2 separate regions of the Mus musculus genome follow, and region 2 is linked to region 1. The links are chromatin loops, found by intact Hi-C in ENCODE. Cell type or tissue: left cerebral cortex. All regions are shown on one strand. Each heading gives the region's core, and the rest is flanking DNA. Links, peaks and the distances in the headings are about the cores only. Region 1 overlaps Tbck (TBC1 domain containing kinase). Region 2 has its middle 36 kb from the start of Arhgef38.

What was found. A loop is a pair of places that touch in the nucleus more often than their neighbours do. Peaks named below come from ENCODE experiments on the same cell type or tissue, not always from the same donor. Only the 100,000 strongest peaks of a DNase experiment are listed, where the experiment ranks them.
Region 2: a loop joins it to region 1, with 3 times the contacts of the local background. A loop is called at or near these places in 20 of 42 quality-filtered maps.

The regions. Positions count from the first base shown.
Region 1 is chr3:132,746,023-132,754,022 of GRCm38, reverse strand. It overlaps Tbck (TBC1 domain containing kinase), which reads right to left. Exons shown (of 26, transcript NM_001163455.2): 21 at 2,800-2,836; 22 at 1,354-1,515. Among named protein-coding and RNA genes, the nearest start is that of Gm30294, 27 kb to the left of the region's middle. In left cerebral cortex, for the core only: a CTCF peak has its summit at 6,795; DNase peaks (open chromatin) are centred at 4,990 and 6,795.
Region 2 is chr3:133,263,977-133,278,251 of GRCm38, reverse strand. No RefSeq gene overlaps it. Among named protein-coding and RNA genes, the nearest start is that of Arhgef38, 36 kb to the right of the region's middle. In left cerebral cortex, for the core only: a CTCF peak has its summit at 6,152 (motif pointing right); a DNase peak (open chromatin) is centred at 6,163.

The DNA of each region.
Region 1 (8,000 bases), core at 1-8,000:
ACATGGCCAAACACCAGGCAGAGCTTGGAGAGACTTGTAGGGGATAGAACTGAGTGACCCGGAGGGCCAAGGACACCACAAGAAGACTTTCAGAGTCAACTAATCTAGGCCCAAGGATGCTCAGAGCCTGAACCACCAAAGAGCATGCATAGGCTGGCACCCTACATATTTGGAGCAGTTGTGCAGCTTGGTCTTCATGTGGACCCCATAACAATTGGAGATGGAACTGTCTTTGAGTCTGTTGCCTGCCATTACATCCCCTTCCCTTAACTGGATACTGCCTGGTTGGGCCTTAGTGGGAGAGGAGGTGCTTAGTCCTGCTGGGACTGAATGTCCCTGGGCAAGGAGGTACTAAAGCGGGGCTTCCCCTTCTCTGAGGAGAAGGGAAGGGGTAATGGGGGGAGGTAATTGTTAAGGTAGGAGGAGAGGAGGGCGGGGAACTGATCAGGATGTAAAGTGAATAAATAAATAAATGAATGAAAAAAGATTTATTTTTATTTTATGTTTATTTTATATTTATGAGTGTTTCCTGCATGTATGTACCACATATGTGTTTCATGCCCACAGAGGCAGGAGGGCACTGGATCCTTTAGAATTAGAGTTATGGATGGTTGTTAGCCACCATGTGAATGCTGCGAACCAAACCTGGGTGGGTTTACAAGAACAGCAAGAACTCTTAAGGGCTGAGTCTCTTTTTCAGTTCAAATGTTGTATCTTAAAAACACTTAGCTTCTTCCATATTTTGTAAATGCATTCTACCTTAGGTAACCACACAAACCTTATCTTTCCAACACCAAGAACGAAACCTTAGCTGTCTTCTGTATTTCTGCATTGGAATAGCCTTCCCAAGGCTTTCAAACTTCTTGTAATACCTCATACAGCTTAGTCGCTATCATATTACATAACATATTTCTATAAAGCTTGGGTTATTTCCCTTTTAGAACAGTGCTTCCTCCTCTTAAACTTGTTGTTACCAAGCAGCTGTGGCCAGAGGGAGCAAAGTTCCATGTGAATTAGCGTTCTCATATAAACATATTTTCAAACACCTTCCTGAGTGGCCGTTGTTTACTCTCTATCAGCTGAAGATAAATGGATGGGTCCTAAGCAAAGGGTAAATATGTTACTCCCACAGCCATGACCTTTTACCCTCCTGGTGGCAGTACTGTGATGGAAATAATCCACAGTGGCTCAGTATGACCCGAGTTAGCCTCTCATTCTCAGGCTGGCACAAAGCACTGATTATCCTGACCATCGAAATAGGGTGCAAGCAGAAGGATTTTCTCACATGGCTGAGAGAACACATCATTTTATAGTCAAAATTGCATTCGGTGATTCCTTCATTTAGACACATACCTGGTAAGTCAGAGAAGAGAAGGATGCATTCATTGAAGCCATTGGCCAAAAGACGGTCCCGCAGCTGCTGGAGGATGGCTACTCCAATGCAGAATGGGAAAGAGGAATTTCCGAGCAGTAATGTATCCCAGAGGTGGAAAATTTTGTGCAGTGGAAATACATCTGTAGGAAGTTTTATAAAATATACTTAAACAAAATCCAAATTTGTCAAAAATAATAACAGCTGGATTACTAAGTAAATGATTATTATAACTTCAAGATTAAGGTTATTACTTAAGAACTAATATGTTAAACTGTGCTGATAAAATGCTTGACAGTGAGTGTGCGTGCACCTTTCGAGCCTTAGTTACAGATATCTATCTGTGCGCTACCCAGATGGGTAACAGGAACCAAGTTCTGGTTCTCTATAAAAGCAGTAAGTTATTTTCCTAACTATTCAGTCAACGCTCTAACCCTGACTTCATTAATTCGCAGCTTCCTAAAGTGCTTCAAATTGATATCAAGTTAGTCAAAGATTACATTTTTTTGAATTCCACTAATAATTGGTAAATTTCATTCAGAATTTTCCCCAGAATTTTTAGTAACTATTTACACATGTTTATATCTGCAGATGAACTTTGGGATTGCTTTATATACAATAAGATAACATTTCCATTGTGTATCATATACAATTACTTTATCAAATTCCTACCAAAAATCTATTAATTAAAAAAATGCAGCTTTATTTTCACTTAATAACACTGTGACTATCTTTCTAGGTAAAAGCACTTAGGCTACCTCACCTGCCATTGCACTCATCATGTGCATTGCAGTTAAATATGGCTCTTCATTTACATAGCCATACCTGACTAAATCATTACATACTCATAAAATAGGATTAATTTCTAGAGAACTCCCAGTCTAGGAAGTAGAACCAGGTGTTAACAGAGAACACCTAGAAAGCAAGACAATTTAGTAGAAAACTGTCCTCAAAAAGTTGTCAAATTCTCTTCTTAAAAAGTTGTAAGCCACATGCAAAATAGATTTTAGTTTTCTGCAACATTTTCTTAATATTTAAGGCCAGAATTCTTGATAATTTTTGTCTATAAACTATATCATGTAAGAATTTTATAGAGATGTATACTGCACTTACTTAATATTCTATACTTTTTTCATTTTTTATTAGATATTTTCTACATTTACATTTCAAATGCAATCCTGAAAGTTCCCTATACCCTCTCCCCACCCTGCTCCCCTCCCCACCCACTCCCATTTCTTGGCCCTGGCGTTCCCCTGTACTAGGGCTTATAAAGTTGGCAAGACCAAGGGGCCTCTCTTCCCATTGATAGCCGACTAGGCCATCTTCTGCTACATATGCAGCTAGAGACACAAGCTCTGGGATACTTTTAAAGTTCTGAGGAAGAATGAGGCTATACTTTTGCTGCCACCAAGGGGGATGGTACTTACGAGTAAACATGGTGAGAAACCAAGGGATGGCGTAGAGCTGTGAGCAGAACAGGAAGAAGCCGGGAACATGGATGTGGAGAAAGTAAAAGGCATAATTAGGGTGCCTATCACCAAACGAAATGGTTTAAAAGTTCTCTGTTTTGTTCTACTCCAGTGACGAGATATGAAAGAATGGAGCTAACTACAGTTATTATCACAATACATTTTATATAGAGTTATCCATCTTACAAATGCGGGTGCTCCTTTTGCCAGGGATTACCCACGGTGTATCTTCTTTTTACCAACAAGTATGCACAAGACCATGGCCAAATCAAATGCAGTAATAGCACATAAATTTTAGGTGCATAGTTTATAGATTTTAAAGGCCTTTATGATAGTTAATGTTCTGTGTTAAACTGACAGACTGGTAGGACACTCAGTGAAGTGAATACGTACTACTTCGGGATGCACCCTTGAGCATGTTTTCAGGTGGAACTACCTTTTAAAAAGGTGCTAGGTAAGCGGACTGCCCTAGTTTGTATACGGCACCATCCAGCCCACTGAAGAGCCACAGAGTAGAAGTGGGAAGAAGAAGAAATCTCCCCTTTCTTTTTTGCCCATTTGCTTGATCTGCAATATTTCATTTCATTCACCCCTGTTCTTGGACTGGGACTGTTAACAAGTCTTAAAGTTAAGACTACTTTGTGAGTGACTCCAGGCTACAGTTAAACAAAGACTTATATTGCCAACTTAGACACACATCCTTTCAACACCTATCAATTACAGATTTATGAGGTGAGAAGCATACTGCCTTTGTATTGTATACAAGAGAGTATGTGTTCTATCCAAAGGCTAATCAAGAACTGAAAGTAAAGATATATACTTCATTAAAATATAAATACTATAGTAAAACAATCAACATTGATTTCCACATCACTCTACCTAAGCAGACAAGCAGATAATCCTCTCTAGGGATGCTGCAAATGCACAAAAGGAAGCTTGGGATATTTAGCTTCAATGTAACCAGTGTGCATTGTACAAATTAAAAATATATATAACTAAGTATAAGTTCTATACCTTAACTTAAATCTAAAAATATGAGGTCAATTTTATCACATTATCTGACCTTTATTTTAAAGATATAACACCAATTACATTACTTGTGACCATTTTGGTGTAGGTCAATTGATTGTCATTAAGAATATTTTGTCCAATTTTATTAATGCGACTATGTGTTGTATAATTCATTCTGAGCATTTTCATTCATTCACTCACCATACAATGTTTTGTTCTCAATGTGGATAAAGCAGATGTGTTACAGAGACTATATGCTTGGTAGCTATGTGGTAAAACCTCGCAAATACTGGCTAGGGCATTCATGGCAAAGATGCAGAAACTTACGACCTCTTTTACTATGGTGGTAACATTCTTGTGGCTTAATACATGCCAAGACCGCTCGTAGGCACTCAGGACAGGCAGTGACCAGGTAAGTCATAGTTCCAATGCCCACTGATTGTTTCTATACTGCAATTCCCTCTGCTCACTTTTCATACCACTCAGTAATGCCAGACATTGCTGACCAGTCCCACTTTATGAGAACACTCTTTTGTCTTACTTGGCTCTAGACAACATACTCGCAGAGTTTTCCATAACTTTTCTTACTGCTGCTTATCCATGGTAGCGGTTTGTTTGCTTTTGTTTTTTCCCTGAGTTCCTTTTCACCCTTTTGACTTTTAAACACAGAACCATTACAGCTCGGTTCCCTGAAACTTTAATTTCCCATTTTTCTTAAAATACTAATTTTAGTATGAAGACTGGCATATTTTAGTTCTACTCCAAGTCTTCCCTCATAAAGTCCAAGCTCACATTTTAAAATGCCAATTTATATTTTAACACATATAAGAAACATTTCTGTCTATTTGTCTTTCTGCTTGTCTATAGTCTTTTTATCAATCAACTACCGTTAATTGACCCCGAGACTTCCTCCATACTCTGTAACTCCAAACATACATCTCTACATCGGGTTAAGAACCCCTTATCCTTCCACTTGCTGGAGCACAGGTTTGCAGTTGTTCCTGAGTGCACTCTTCTAAAACACCATGTATCTGTCACCAGCAGTCTTGCTCGTCTACCTTCCAACTAATCTGTGAACATCGAAAACTTCTCCTGCCTCTACTGCTAAATCCAGATTGAAGCCACCCCATCACACACCCACTTACTCCATAGCTATGACTAATCTACGACACTCTATCCTTATCTGTTCTTGAATTTCAGCCAATGAGATGTCAGAGTGATCTTGTTATGTTACACCATGGGTCACCATTCTATTCAAAAGCATCTTGTTTCTTTGTGATGATGAAATAAAGCCAGTGGTGATAATATATGTATAACACTCAAAATGCTCTCCCCTTCAGTTCCTGCTATGTGGCCTCACCATGCTCCACTCACAGTGGCTATTCCCTTAACATCTCTAGTGTATCCCTCCCACCCAGGCTGGAGCTTGCTGTTGCTTGCTTGTTATTTCATTTTTATAAGGAACTGACTTCAAACCACCTTTCCTGAGAGCTTTTCCTGGCAATCTCATTTAAAAATTCAACTCTTCCTCCATTCAAACACTTAACACATATGTCCAAATTCAGTTCTTCATTTCTCTAGAATTTACCAATATATACTGAATATATCACATTGTCTATTTTTTATATCTTTTTTCACAATATCTACTTATTTATTTATTTACTATGGCTTTTATTAGCAAATGGGCATTGTAAACGATTTTTTATTTCCTTGCCTTTTAACCTTTTATATTTCTATTAAGAAGGATGAGTGATGTGCACCACAGGAAGCCGAGGGATCCGATCCCTGGTACTGGAGTTGACAGGCTCTGAGTCACCATGTGAGGACTGGGCAGAGAACTTGGGTCCTCTGCAGGAGTTCTCAACTGCCAAGCCACCTCTCCAGCCCCATCACTTTTTATCATATACTTCCACAAAAACATGAGGGAAAACGTTTTTTAACCCCTGTCCTTTAATGTATTCAGGGTATAGAGGCAACCAAATATCTGTTTGAACAATGAAGGAAGCACACAATGGAGCTATCAGAGTACAGAAGCAAAGGCTCCTGAGATCATGCCCTCCTGAGAAGTCTTCAAAGAAGCAAGAAAGGACGAGGAAAGGAGTTCATGCTGACTACTCTGTCCGGAAGAACATTATCACACTAAGCAGCAGGAAGCACAGGAAGTGTCCCCACCTCGAGCTCTACAGACGCACGCATTGATGACAGGTGATGACAGGTGCGTTAAAGAGTTTACTCGAGTAGCGGGAAGCATGTGCAGTGATAAGGCAGAGACTTGCAGGCACTGTTACCAGCATTCCTCGCACGCACGAGATGCCTCTTAGCGACACAACTGAGACTAGAGACATGTAATAACGATACGTGAGACACAATTCCTCTATTCTTTCTATGTCCCTTTTCCATTTTAAATTCCTTCCTTCCTTCCTTCCTTGCTGAGAGAGGGAAGGGGAAGCTTGGACTTAGGGATTGACGCCAAGGCCCGAGTCTTTCAAGAACATCCTCAGCCTTCCTTTACCTTTAGTTTCAGACAGGCTCTTACTAAGTTGTCTAGGCCCAAAGCCCTCTGTAACAAAGGAAAGTCCTGAACTTTTGCATCTTTTGCCTCAACCTCCCAAGTAGCTGTATGACAAGACTTGTTCTGTGAGGCCCAGAGTACTTTATATATATTGCCTTACATAATTTCTCAAGCTGTTTTACAGTTTTAAGAATATGAACTAATACTGAAATAATTTTGAACAATAGAAAGATTTTATTTTTTAATGGTTCTAAGTGTTTAAATATTAGGCTATAAATATAAAAATACACATAGTTTCTGTTACTTTTCTAAGTTAGATGCTAAAACCAATAAAAAGTTATACATTTTTTGAGTATTCGTCCAATCGCAAATGTTAGCCTGACCTGACAATGTACTTGTCTGTAGCTGTCAGCTTAGTAAATGCTGCCCCCTAGCAACAGCAAGCAAGAACTGGCAAGCGCTCACTAGAGCTGTAGAATGCTGGAGAAACAGCAGCAGGTTGGGTCCTAAGGATTTCACTACACTGTTGATTATCTGAAAATGATAGTTGTTTCTTCTTTGAAATCAGAGATATGGCACCTTTTATAAATCTGTATTTTCTTAAAATATTAATGATCTCAGTAGAATTATGTTGCATTTATTTTAGCCACATAGGAATTATTTTATCATTACCAATAAGCTATTTGTAATTGTATTTAAAAACACAAGAGTAACAAGACAACACAGGAACGAGATTTGTTATTCTAAGGTTGCCTTGCAAGCAGCAAGGCTGAGAACCAGATGCACCTGGATAGGAACTTCCTTGTACCCTGACACACGATGGAAGCAGGAAGTGTGGAGGAGACAGAAAAGAGAATGCCAGGGTAATTCATAAGGACTCTCCCAGTCTGTAAGTCTGTCTCACAAGTATGATATATAAATTCTCAAAAGTGTGAGCATGGCATCCTTAGGCTCCAGTCACTGTTTTCACTGGATTGAGGTTTATGTTAATAGTGCAAAGGCATGAGTGGACAGCACTGCAGAAATCATGACAATGGCCCAAGGTAGAACAGTTATGTTTGTAAGGGGTACAATTATGGGTCCTTTACAGTTCTTCCCTAACAATTTGTGAGATGACTTAGGAGGCAGGAAACTATGCTCTGGTCTAAACTGTGGGGGAGCTGGATAGTCGCTTGAGCTATGAGACTACAAGGTGCTTTCTTCAAGAGATACTATTTTTACTTGAAAGAATGACAGGCAAATAATACTTTAAAGCTTGGGTATTTGATCAATATTTTTTTTAAAAAAATGAGCAAAATAAGCTTGTTATTTCAAGAAACAGCTTGAGCTGAGATGAAAATTATAATATTACAAAAGGGGCTAGAGAGATAGGCTAACACTTAAGAGCTTGTTGCCCATCCAGCGGGGCTGAATTTGATTTCCAGCACCACCTTCAGCAGCTCAAAGCCACCTGTAACTCCAGTTCCTGGGAACCCAACAACTCTGGCCTCCATAAGAGCCTACACACACACATGCACGTACCTTTCCACAGAGAAATATAACTAAAAATGAAATAAAACTTAAAAGAACACTACAAGACTGCTGTCTGGTACATGCATGACTGTGTAGGGGTTCAAGTCTGTGATAGATATGCATG
Region 2 (14,275 bases), core at 1,634-9,633, 520 kb before region 1:
GCATGTGTATGTGCTTGTGTTTATGCTTCTCTGTATGTTTGTGCTAAGTGCTGTGTGTGTGTGTGTGTGTGTGTGTGTGTGTGTGTGTGTGTGTGTGTGTGTTATGAAGGCCAGAGGTTGGCATAGGTAGACTTTGATCACTCTTGAACTTATTTTCTGAGACAGAGTAGCTTATAGACTGTGAAACATTCTGATTGGCCAAGTGGACAAGCCCCACGTATCTCCCTGTTTCTGACTTCTCCATCCTTTCTTCCTCCACAATGAAAGTCTCACCGCTAAAGGCATGGCTAAAACCCCATCTGCTACAAGGAAGCTTTCCTGTATCCCAAGACAATATGGTTGCTCCTCTCTGTGAATGTTGGCTCTGTATTTCCTCCCTTGAGTGGGGCAGACCATCATCAGCTCCCTCAGTCTCCATAGCCTGATATTTCTCAGTAAATGGTCATTTCATCCTCTAACCACTGACTCCTCCTTGGGAGGCATCCGTAGCTCCTTTTATTTTCCAGGTACTGTTACTGCTTGTTCGACATCCCAAGGGCTTTGCATGAAGTTCAGAGTCACCGTCAAGGCCCTATGTGATACTCCACCTCTGCCTCAAGACTTCTTTTGCCATTCTGCCTTCATGACTCCAGCTCAGGCTCAGTTGGTCCAATCCAAAGATGCAGTCTCACCAGTGAGGATGCAGCTATTATGCCCTGCTCCTTCTCACATTCTTTGCACAGACTCAGACTTAAATAGTTCCCCACTGCCCACAGTACTTGTTCTGAGTCCAGAAAGTTCTATTCAATTGCCATCTAGAACTAATGTTCTACTCTGTGTACCCCACTTAATTTTTCTTCACAACACAAAATATATCAATTTCCAAAATTATTTTGTCTGTCTGTCTGTCTATCTATCTATCTATCTATCTATCTATCTATCTATCTATCTAATTATTGATTTTTATTTATATTCTGTTTCAACTTAGTATAGTGCAACATCTATAATAATTATTTCACTCACTGCTCTATGACTAATGCCTGGGATACAATAACCACAGAGTACATGAAATATGTAATCACATGAGATTTTTAAATTATGTATTTTACCCTGGAACTGGAGTTATGTATGGTTGTGATCTGCCATGTGGGTGTCTGGAATTGAACCCAGGTCCTCTGAAAGAGTGGCCTGTGCTCTTCACCTCTGAGCGATCTCTCCAGCCACCTCACATTACTTTTTTCTTATTTTCTCTTTCCCGTAGAAATTTAACATGAGTAATATAATACAATATAATATAATTATTTTAAGAGTTATATTTTGAAGCTAAAAGGGATGCAAAATTTACTCTAATAATGTAGTTATTTCAATACTCCCAAATAATCATTCCAGTGTGGAATCCATATATTATTAATGCTGTTATGACATTTCTTTATTATTGTTCAAAATGTGGAATTTTTACACATATAAAAAAAAAAAACTCAGTTCAAAATAGTCACACTTAAGGTGATTAATACCCACAATCTGAAAATGGTTTGTGAATCAGAGTTCATAAATTAATATGATGATGAAAAATTGCAATAATGGAAAGAAAAATTCATAACACTTTAGCAGGTTCTGGGGAGAGGTGTCAAGTAGAAGACTGGAGAGCATTCAATTGCTATATCTATATGTCTCTATCTCTTTATCTCTCTCTACTTGTCTCTCTATCTCTATCTCTATCTCTGTCTCTATCTCTATTTCTATCTCTATCTCATTATGAAAGGAATTAACAAAATGGCCAGGCTCAGCAACAGGCAGAGGAAATGCTTTGTACATGAAGCGTGTGCTTACATGGAGACTGAAGTTCTGGAAATATGCTAGGAGGACCATCTCTCAGAGACAAGAATTCCAGAGACAGTGCTGGTAGTGGCTGGTGGTGGCTGAGGTGTGGATACTGAGGGGATATGAATCTTGGAGGACTACATGCTTTAAGGCTCTCAATGGGACTCTAGCGAAGCATTTTTGGTTTTTACTTGTAATAAACATGCCTATGAGGTATTTTCTTGGTTAGTTTAGTTGAGGTATAAGATCTACCCACTGTGGGTGGCACCATTCCCTGGGGTGTGATCCTGAAGCATATAAAAGGGAAAGAGTTAGCTAAGCACAAACAGTCATTACTCTCTGCTTCCTGACTGGATGTAATGTGATCCGCCATCCTTGGCTCCGGTCTTGACTCTTCCACCATGACTGACTGTGTACTTTAACCATGAGCCAAATTAACCCTTCCTCACTTAAGTTGCTTTTGCCAGGGTATTTACTTCAGTCATAGATACCTTATGACCAAGAATAGAAAGAGAGGGAAAACAAAAGAGCCCACCACAGTCCCCTTCAAGGATATCCCCCAGTTGTCTAGCCCCTTCACCAAGCCTTACCCCCCCCAAAGGTTCTTGCTTCTTTCTAATAATAGGACCATGCCTGAGACAGTGGTTTTAAAAACACAGGGGCATTTGAAGGGGGCACAAACTAGGTAAAAGCCATAGCAGGCAAGAAACAGAAGATATGTTTCTTCCTACAGCTTACGGCATCGTCACTGGAGCCTGTTAACGTGACACGTTCTGAAAGAAAGCCCTTGGGTCAGCTGGATTTGCGGACTCCACAGATCACTCAGGTTGCAATATTTTTGTATTTTTCTCAGACACTCTTCCCCCAGGCCCACTTGTTATGTCAGAACAGCACGCGGAATAGTCCTTTGACATGTGCGGTAGCCTGGTTCTGTACCTGGGAGACTTCCAGACTTACCATGTGTTCTTTGTCCTCACTACGCATGTATCTGGTCTAATTGTTGTCTCTATACTATATTGTCATTTTCACTTTTCCATGAAAAGTCTCAAATTTTAGTTTGCAAAGTATTTTCATTCTCATTTATATAACTGGGGCAAACATTTTTAGGCGTGTTATCATAGAACAAAAATCAATCTAAAAGTGACATACAATCTCTACCAGTATAGAGAAAACCCTGGTTTTATTTTTAAGCACTGTGATCACACAGAGTTAGATTTAAATTCTGACTTCATCCCCATCTTATTTAATGTAGCATAATCTATATTGTTTCTTTCCCATTTACCCTGTTGTTTTCTCATCTAGAACTCTCAAGTTCCTAGAAGGCGTGTTCTCTAACATTTATCACTGGGCTTCCAGATTTGTTAAATTCTTTAAAAGAAAAAGGAAAATCACAAGGAAGATTTCTTTGTGTGTCTAACTAGTTTAGGTTCCCTGCTAAATCAACTATTAAAGAGAACTTTTAATTTTATGCAGAAATATGAACATCATTAGCGTTCACAGAACCACAAATGCTGACTGGCTCTCTTCTCTTGTTTGAGGTTCATCAGGAACCATCATACCTATAAAGCAACATGTGCAGTGTCCAGCAGAGAGGTAACAGCAGAGAGGTAACATGCCACAGTTCTCCAGCCATTCATCGTCTCTAACATATAGAAAACATAGTTTTCTTCCTATTTCTGTGATAAAACACCATGACCAAACACAGCTTGGGCAGGAAAGGGATTATACATGGATGTCCATGTTACTCTCCATATTCAGGGAGGTCAGAGCCCAACCTTCAGATATGAACCTGGAAGCAGGACCTGAAACAGAGGCCATGGAGGAATGCTGCCTACTGGCTTGCTCACCCTACTTTCTTATACAACTCAGGCCCCTTTGCCCCAGGGTGATTCTACCCACAGGGATCTGGACCCTCCCACATCAATCATTTATCAAGAAAATTCTCCCACAGACTTTCCTACAGGCCAATCTGACTGGGGCATTTTCTCAAATAAGGTTCCCTCTTCTCAGATAACTCTAGCTTGTGCCAATATTAGCCCCAAAGCTTGGAATGCCCAAGATACAATTCACAGACCTCATGAAGCTCAAGAAGAAGGAAGACCAAAGTGTGGATGCTTCGGTCCTTCTTAGAAGGGGAACAAAATACTCACGGAAGGAAGTACAGAGACAAAGTGTAGAGCAGAGACTGAAGGAAAGGCCATCCAGAGACTGCCCCACCTGGGGATCCATCCCATATACACTCATCAAACCCCGATGCTATTGAGGATGCCGGAAAGTTCTTGCTTATAGGAGCTTGATATGGCTGTCTCCTGAGAGGCTCTGCTAGAACCTGACAAATATAGAGGCAGATGCTCACTGCCAACCATTGGACTGAGCATGGGGTCCCCAATGGAGGAGTTAGAGAAAGAACTGAAGGAGCTGAAGGGGTTTGCAACCCCATAGGAAGAACAACAATATCAACCAATCAGATCCCCCAGAGCTCCCAGGGACTAAACCACCAACCAAAGAGTACACATGCAGGGACCCATGGTTCCAGCTGCATATGGAGCAGAGGATGGCCTTGTTGGGCATCAATGGGAGGAGAGGCCCTTGCTCCAGTGTAGGAGAATGCCAGGGTGGGGAGGCAGGAGTGGGTGGAGGAGAACCTTCATAGAAGCAGGGGGAGGAGGGATGGGATAGGGGATTTCCAGAAGGGAAACTGGGAAAGGGGATAACATTTTAAAGGTAAATAAGGAAAACATCCAATAAAAGAAAAGAAAAAAAACAAACAAAACAAACAAATAAGCAAAAGAAAACAAAAAAATCCAAGAACCCCCAAACAACAATAACAGAAAACACGATACCTAATTACTAGGATTCTTCAATATGCTGCATTTGTGGGTTGTCCCTTCAAATAGAAATTTCTACTGCTGTTTAGGAATACCCCACACGTTGGCAGCTAAATACTCTGCCTGGCTAACTACGCAACAGGAACTTTTAAGCAGTTTGGAGTTACTCTGTTAGTTGTAAGCATAACTCAGTAAGCTGCACAGTAATTCAGTGACAAGAATTATTCACTCCCATTAATTAACGAGGTTTAAATATGCAAAGCGATGTATTTTCTCATGATGGAAACATCGCATACTTGTTGCAAAGTTTGAACAATGAAGAACATCGGAAGTAGCAAGTGCTACTTTCCACCTTCGCACCTGTAAGAAAGATGGTCCACTTTTACTGGGTTTGCAGTTTTAGAGTTTTTAGTGCATATTTAACATCCTAGAAAATATGCTTTACAAGAGTGCATCATGGTACTTTCTTTAAGCATCATTACACGGTAAGCATTTGTGGCCTGTATGTACAGAAGTAGGTCAATGTTTAAATAATCATGTAGTATACTCCATATACAGATGCTCTGTATGTGTTTAAGTAGCTCTTGACCAATAGTCAATGAAGTCGTTTCCAATTTGTTTTTACTAGAAAAAAACAAACTTGCAACGAAACCTTCTTTATATCTTTCCTTTTTAAACCTTTTGCAACTGTTTCTTCAGGGAAATTCTTATAAGTGAAATTTCTCTTAAGAAGGTCTGTTTTATTTTCTTTTTTACTACACTCATTCGTTGTATTGTTTCCAAGCCTAATGTCCTACTTGAAGATTTCCAGTACGTTGCTCTTTGCAATATTTGTCCCTTCTAATTCCAAAGTGATTCTTGTAATAGCTCTTATAACTGTGACAGCCAACCTGTCAATCACAAGTATCATATTAAGTACAAGTTTTGTTCCTATATCTTCTATATTTTTCATTTACTCCATTTTAATTTCTAAATACTTGTACTTTTCTCGACAGTTTAAGATTTTTATATCAGGTTTAATTAGAATTTTTCCAACTATAATACAAATTATTATACTATATTTTCCCCAGTATATTTTATTCTTTTATCTTGCATTTTGTTACACTCTTATTTGCAATTAAATAATTATTTAATTTTCAAGCACTTCAATAGTAAATATCATTTGTCTTTTTGGATATCAGAATGGAGAAACACTTAAAAACTACTAAACCTAACCCAAGACAATACTTCTAGAAGAAAGAAAAACAAATTTCAAAACTGAATCAGTAGGAGTTTTCTAGTATTTATGAAAATAAAGCTACTTTCTTCCTACAAATGAGCTCGTTTGGATTCTACAGAACACCCTGTGCACTTATCAGTGGAGACCAGAGCCAGCCAAGTATCCCCACGCAACTACTTCTGGGAATTTAAAGAATGAGACAGCCTTATGGTATGGAGATTTGCAGGGGGCTTTTGAAGAAAGGAGAGTTATCATTTCTTCATGCCTTTACTGATGTTAACAAAAACACGAGAATTTGATAACTGACTCAACACAAGGGGGCGCCAACAACAGATGGAAATTCCATTGACCCTCCTGGATTGCTGGAGCTGAGGGAGTTTGCTTTGCTTTTTCTCTTCTCTTCTCTTCTCTTCTCTTCTCTTCTCTTCTCTTCTCTTCTCTTCTCTTCTCTTCTCTTCTCTTCTCTTCTCTTCTCTTCTCTTCTCTTCTCTCCTCTTCCTCTTCTCTCCCCTCCCCTCCCCTCCCCTCCCCTCCCCTCTCCCCTCCCCTCCCCTCCCCTCTCCCCTCCCCTCCCCTCCCCTCTCCCCTCCCCTCCCCTCCCCTCCCCTCTCCCCTCCCCTCCCCCCTCCCCTCCCCCTCCCTCCCTTCCCCCCTCCACTCCCCTCTCCACTCTCCTCACCTCCCCTTTCCTCCCCCCTTTCCTTTTCTCCTTTCCTGTTTTCATTTCTTTTTGAGAGGGGGAAACTTGAATGAAACCTATTCTGATCTATTTACATACAGATGTAACTAACAATTATTTGGATAATTGCATCTTTGTATTTGTTTTAGTTAGCTAGCATCTATTCCTGACACTGAAACTCCTGAGCCTCTGCAATGGTCTTAGATAAGAGTGGGTGTGACATACGTATTGTCTGTTGGTTCCTTTCTCATGTATTAGAATCATTTCACTTGTCTGTCTTCGTGTGGCTTTAGAACCAACTATATCTACCTTGTGTGCTAGTCTTTCGCCGTCCAGTACAATGCCCTCTGGAAACTAAATGCCTGAGCTATTTGCTGAATGAGTGAGAAGAAACTAACCTATTATCAATGATCCTTACATTATCTGAGTTCACTTTCATTTATTTTCCACCATTCTTTGTAAAAAATCAATTCTCCTTTCTCAATAAAAATATAGAAAAATCACATAGACCCACACAATAAAGAACTGCTTACAGAATATAGCCAGTAGAAACCCCAAATTATAATAGCTTTTTAAAATCATTATGAATATAATTTGCCAAGTAGGCAGGCCAGAATTTTTAAAGTAGTACTATTCTGAGTGGTTTTCAAACTGCAGGCAAAACAGATTATAGTATATTTTATATTTGGTAACTTAGTTTATACCCTCAAGGTATTCATGGCATTTACTAATTTTAACTCATTAAATAGTGGAATTTTCCCGTTTTCATTGTTGCAAACAGTGCTTCTGTGTGTGTGCCTGATTGCTCCCCTACAATAACAGGCTAGATCAGTCCATTTTCTGTTGCTGTATCAAGATATGTGACACTTCATAATGAAGTTAGTCTAGGTCAGGTTTTCAGTTTGGAAATCCAGTGTCAGGTGGGCCCATGTGTTTAGTCTCTGGAGAGGGCCCTGTTGGCTCCTCATAAGAATGGATGTGACATGAAGAAGACAAATCCAGGGATCCAGAAAAGGATGCAGGGGACTCTGGGAGCCCCACACTAATCCCTTTCAAGCATCGAAACCCAGTGGCTCTGCTTAGCTCCTGTTCAGCTCTGTTCTTTAAAGGCTCTGTTACCTTTTAATACAGTTACGTTGGGGTCCAACATGTCAACACAGGCACACATCAGGAGAACAGACTCAGGCCATAGTGCAGGACTAAGCAAGAGATTGACATCCAGGTAGGATATCGCCAACCTCCCTTCTTTTAAAAATAGTTGCAGTTTTTTTCCTTTTTTTAAATATTTTTTATTACGTATTTTCCTTAATTACGTTTCCAATGCTATCCCAAAAGTCCCCCATACCCTCCCCCCCCACTCCCCTACCCACCCATTCCCACTTTTTGGCCCTGGTGTTCCCCTGTACTGGGGCATATAAAGTTTGCGTGTCCAATGGGCCTCTCTTTCCAGTGATGGCCGACTAGGCCATCTTTTGATACATATGCAGCTAGAGTCAAGAGCTCTGGGGTACTGATTAGTTCATATTGTTGTTCCACCTATAGGGTTGCAGATCCCTTTAGCTCCTTGGTTCCTTTTTCTAGCTCCTCCATTGAAGGCCCTGTGATCCATCCAATAGCTGACTGTGAGGATCCACTTATGTGTTTGCTAGTCCCCGGCTTAGTCTCACAAGAGACAGCTATATCAGGGTCCTTTCAGCAAACGTTTGCTAGTGTATGCAATGGTGTCATCGTTTGGAGGCTAATTATGGTATGGATCCCTGGATATGGCAGTCTCTAGATGGTTCATCCTTTTGTCTCAGCTTCAAACTTTGTCTCTGTAACTCCTTCCATGGGTGATTGTTTCCAATTCTAAGAAGGGGCAAAGTGTCCACATTTTGGTCTTCATTCTTCTTCAGATTCATGTGTTTTACAAATTGTCTCTTATATCTCAGGTATACTAAGTTTCTGGGGTAATATCCACATATCAGTGAGTACATATCATTTGAGTTCTTTTGTGATTGTGTTACCTCACTCAGGATGATGCCCTCCAGGTCCAACCATTTGCCTAGGAATTTCATAAATTCATTCTTTTTAATAGCTGAGTAGTACTCCATTGTGTAAATGTACCACATTTTTTGTATCCATTCCTCTGTTGAGGGGCATCTGGGTTCTTTCCAGCTTCTGGCTATTATAAATAAGGCTGCTATGAACATAGTGGAGCATGTGTCCTTCTTACCGGTTGGAACATCTTCTGGATATATGCCCAGGAGAGGTATTGGGGGATCCTCCGGTAGTACTATGTCCAATTTTCTGAGGAACTGCCAAACTGATTTCCAGAGTGGTTGTACAAGTTTGCAATCCCACCAACAATGAAGGAGTATTCCTTTTTCTCCACATCCTCGCCAGCATCTGCTGTCACCTGAATTTTTGGTCTTAGCCATTCTGACTGGTGTGAGATGGAATATCAGGGTTGCTTTGATTTGCAATTCTCTGATGATTAAGGATGCTGAGCAGTTTTTCAGGTGCTTCTCAGCCATTCGGTATTCCTCAGGTGAGAATTCTTTGTTTAGCTCTGAGCCCCATTTTTTAATGGGGTTATTTGTTTTTCTGGAGTCCACCTTCTTGAGTTCTTTATATATATTGGTAATATTAGTCCCTTATATGATTTAGGATAGGTAAAGATCCTTTCCCAATCTGTTGTTGGTCTTTTTGTCTTATTGACGGTGTCTTTTGCCTTGCAGAAGCTTTGCAGTTTCATGAGGTCCCATTTGTCAATTCTCGATCTTACAGCACAAGCCATTGCTGTTCTATTCAGGAAATTTTCCCCTGTGACCATATCTTCAAGGCTTTTCCCCACTTTCTCCTCTATAAGTTTCAGTGTCTCTGGTTTTATGTGGAGTTCCTTGATCCACTTAGATTTGCCTTAGTACAAGGAGATAGGAATGGATCAATTTGCATTCTTCTACATGATAACCACCAGTTGTGCCAGGACCATTTGTTGAAAATGCTGTCTTTCTTCCACTGGATGGTTTTAGCTCCCTTGTCGAAGATCAAGTGACCATAGGTGTGTGGGTTCATTTCTGAATTTTCAATTCTATTCCACTGGTCTAGTTGTCTGTCACTATACCAGTACCATGCAGTTTTTAATCACAATTGCTCTGTAGTAAAGCTTTAGGTCAGGCATGGTGATTCCACCAGAGGTTCTTTTATCCTTGAGAAGACTTTTTGCTATCCTAGGTTTTTTGTTATTCCAGATGAATTTGCAAATTGCTCCTTCTAATTCATTGAAGAATTGAGTTGGAATTTTGATGGGGATTGCATTGAATCTGTAGATTGCTTTTGGCAAGATAGCCATTTTTACAATGTTGATCCTGCCAATCCATGAGCATGGGAGATCTTTCCATCTTCTGAGATCTTCTATAATTTCTTTCTTCAGAGACTTGAAGTTCTTTTCATACAGATCTTTCACTTCCTTAGTTAGAGTCACACCAAGATATTTTATATTATTTGTGACTATTGAGAAGGGTGTTGTTTCCCTAATTTCTTTCTTAGCCTGTTTATTCTTTGTGGAAAGAAAGGTCATTGACTTGTTTGAGTTAATTTTATATCCAGCTACTTCACCGAAGTTTTTTTTAATCAGGTTTAGGAGTTCTCTGGTGGAATTTTTAGGGTCACTTATATATACTATCATATCATCTGCAAAAAGTGATATTTTGACTTCATCTTTTCCAAATTGTATCCCCTTGATCTCCTTTTGGTGTCGAATTGCTCTGGCTAGGACTTCAAGTACTATGTTGAAGAGGTAGGGAGAAAGTGGGCAGCCTTGTCTAGTCCCTGATTTTAGTGGGATTGCTTCCAGCTTCTCACCATTTACTTTGATGTTGGCTACTGGTTTTCTGTAGATTGCTTTTATCATGTTTAGGTATGGGCCTTGAATTCCTGATCTTTTCAAGACTTTTATCATGAATGGTGTTGGATCTTGTCATATGCTTTCTCTACATCTAACGAGATGATCATGTGGTTTTTGTCTTTGAGTTTGTTTATATAATGGATTACGTTGATGGATTTCTGTATATTAAACCATCCCTGCATCCCTGGAATAAAACCTACTTGGTCAGGATAAATGATTGCTTTAATGTGTTCTTGGATTCGGTTAGCGAGAATTTTATTGAGGATTCTTGCATCAATATTCATAAGGGAAATTGATCTGAAGTTCTCTATCTTTGTTGGATCTTTCTGTGGTTTAGGTATCAGAGTAATTGTGGCTTCATAGAATGAGTTGGGTAGAGTACCTTCTACTTCTATTTTGTAGAATAGTTTGTGCAGAACTGGAATTAGATCTTCTTTGAAGGTCTGATAGAACTCTGCACTAAACCCGTCTGGTCCTGGGCTTTTTTTGGCTGGGAGACTATTAATGACTGCTTCTATTTCTTTAGGGGATATAGGACTGTTTAGATCGTTAACTTGATCCTGATTAACTTTGGTACCTGGTATCTGTCTAGAAATTTGTCCATTTCGTCCAGGTTTTCCAGTTTTGTTGAGTATAGCCTTTTGTAGAAGGGTCTGATGGTGTTTTGGATTTCTTCAGGATCTGTTGTTATGTCTCCCTTTTCATTTATGATTTTGTTAATTAGGATGCTGTCCCTGTGCCTTCTAGTGAGTCTAGCTAAGGGTTTATCTATCTTGTTGATTTTCTCAAAGAACCAACTCCTCCTTTCGTTAATTCTTTGAATAGTTCTTCTTGTTTCCACTTGGTTTATTTCGCCCCTGAGTTTGATTATTTCCTGCCGTCTACTCCTCTTGGGTGAATTTGCTTCCTTTTTTTCTAGAGCATTTAGATGTGTTGTCACGCTGCTAGTGTGTGCTCTCTCTAGTTTCCTTTTGGAGGCACTCAGAGCTATGAATTTCCTTCTTAGAAATGCTTTCATTGTGCCCCATAGATTTGGGTATGTTGTGGCTTCATTTTCATTAAACTCTAAAAAGTCTTTAATTTCTTTCTTTATTCCTTCCTTGACCAAGGTATCATTGAGAAGAGTATTGTTCAGTTTCCACGTGAATGTTGGCTTTCTATTATTTATGTTGTTATTGAAGATGAGACTTAGTCCATGGTGATCTGATAGGATGCATGGGACAATTTCAATATTTTTGTATATGTTGAGGCTTGTTTTGTGACCAATTATGTGGTCAATTTTAGAGAAGGTACCATGAGGTGCTGAGAAGAAGGTATATCCCTTTGTTTTAGGATAAAATGTTCTGTAGATATCTGTTAAGTCCATTTGTTTCATAACTTCTGTTAGTTTCACTCTGTCCCTGTTTAGTTTCTGTTTCCACGATCTGTCCATTGGTGAAAGTGGTGTGTTGAAGTCTCCCACTATTATTGTGTGAGGTGCAATGTGTGCTTTGAGCTTTACTAAAGTGTCTTTAATGAATGTGGCTGCCCTTGCATTTGGAGCGCAGATATTCAGAATTGAGAGTTCCTCTTGGAGGATTTTACCTTTGATGAGTATGAAGTGTCCCTCCTTGTCTTTTTTGATAACTTTGGGTTGGAAGTCGAATTTATCTGATATTAGAATGGCTACTCCAGCTTGTTTCTTCAGACTATTTGCTTGGAAAATTGTTTTCCAGCCTTTCACTGTGAGGTAGTGTCTGTCTTTTTCCCTGAGATGGGTTTCCTGTAAGCAGCAGAATGTTGGGTCCTGTTTGTGTAGCTAGTCTGTTAGTCTATGTCTTTTTATTGGGGAATTGAGTCCATTGATATTAAGAGATATTAAGGAAAAGTAATTGTTGTTTCCTTTTATTTTTGTTGTTAGAGTTGGCATTCTGTTCTTGTGGCTGTCTTCTTTTTGGTTTGCTGAGGGATTACTTTCTTGCTTTTTCTAGGGTGTGATTTCCATCCTTGTATTCGTTTTTTTTTTTCTGTTATTATCCTTTGAAGGGCTGGATTCGTGGAAAGATAATGTGTGAATTTGTTTTTGTCATGGAATACTTTGGTTTCTCCATCTATGGTAATTGAGAGTTTGGCCGGGTATAATAGCCTGGGCTGGCATTTATGTTCTCTTAGTGTCTGTACAACATCTGTACACGCTCTTCTGGCTTTCATAATCTCTGGTGAAAAGTCTGGTGTAATTCTGATAGGCCTGCCTTTATATATTACTTGACCTTTCTCCCTTACTGCTTTTAATATTCTCTCTTTATTTAGTGCATTTGTTGTTCTGATTATTATGTGTCTGGAGGAATTTCTTTTCTGGTCCAGTCTATTTGGAGTTCTGTAGGCTTCTTGTATGTTCATGGGCATGTCATTCTTTAGGTTTGGGACGTTTTCTTCTATAATTTTGTTGAAGATATTTGATGGCCCTTTAAGTTGAAAATCTTCATTCTCATCAACTCCTATTATCCGTAGGGTTGGTCTTCTCATTGTGTCCTGGATTTCCTGGATGTTTTGAGTTAGGATCTTTTTGCGTTTTGTATTTTCTTTGATTGTTGTGCTGATGTTCTCTATGGAATCTTCTGCAACTGAGATTCTCTCTTCCATCTCTTGTATTCTGTTGCTGATGCTGGCATCTATGGTTCCAGATTTCTTTCCTTGAGTTTCTATCTCCAGCGTTGCCTCACTTTGGGTTTTCTTTATTGTGTCTACTTCCTTTTTTTATGTCTTGGATGATTTTATTCAATTCCATCACCTGTTTGGTCATGTTTTCCTGCAATTCTTTAAGGAATTTTTGTGTTTCCTCTTTAAGGTCTTCTACCTGTTTAGCTGTGTTCTCCTGTATTTCTTTAAGTGAGTTATTAAAGTCCTTCTTGAAGTCCTCTACCATCATCATGAGATATGCTTTTAAATCCGGATCTTGCTTTTCGGGTGTGTTGGGGTGCCCAGGACTAGGTGGGGTGGGAGTGCTGCGTTCTGATGATGGTTAGTGGTTCTTGATTTCTGTTAGTAGGATTCTTATGTTTGCCTTTCACCATCTGGTAATCTCTGAAGCTAGTTGTTATAGTTGTCTCTGGTTAGAACTTGTTCCTCAGGTGACTCTGTTAGCCTCTATCAGTAGACCTTAGAGACTAGATCTCTCCTTAGCTTCAGTGGTCAGAGTATTCTCTGCAGGCAAGCTCTCTTCTTGCATGGAAGGTGCCCAGATATCTGTTGTTCGAACCTGCCTCCTGGGAGAGGTTGTGTTCCACTCACCAGAGGTCTTAAGGTCCCATGGAGGGTCCTGTGAGGATCTTGGGGGGTGTCCGGAAACTCTGCGTGCAAGGAACCCAGGTGCTGGACCTGAAGGGACTTGTGCCTCTGTTCAGGCCGGGTTATCAGCTTCCCTAGTTAATGCAGTCTCAGGTCCTGCACAATTGGTTTGGAGCAGACGATGTGTTCCACTTACCGGAGGTCTTAGGATCATGTGGTTGATCCTGTGTGGGTCCTTGCGGGTGTCCAGAGACTCCGCAGGCAAGGCACCCCAGTGCTGGAGTGGACCGGAAGGGACTTGTGCCCCTGATCAGGCCAGGTTATCCGCTTCTTTAGTTAATGCAGTCTCAGGTCCTGTGAGATTGGTTTGGAGCAGACGCTGTGTTCCACTCATCAGAGGTCTTAGGATCCCGTGGGGGATCCTGTGTGGGTCCTTGCGGGTGTCTGGAGACTCCGCAGGCAAGGCACCCCAATGCTGGAGTGGACCGGAAGGGCAATAGTTGCAGTTTTAATACCTGTGTATTATGAAATTTTCTTTGGTTTTGGGTTTTTTTGGTTTTGTTGTTTGTTTGTTTGTTTGTTTGTTTTTTGAG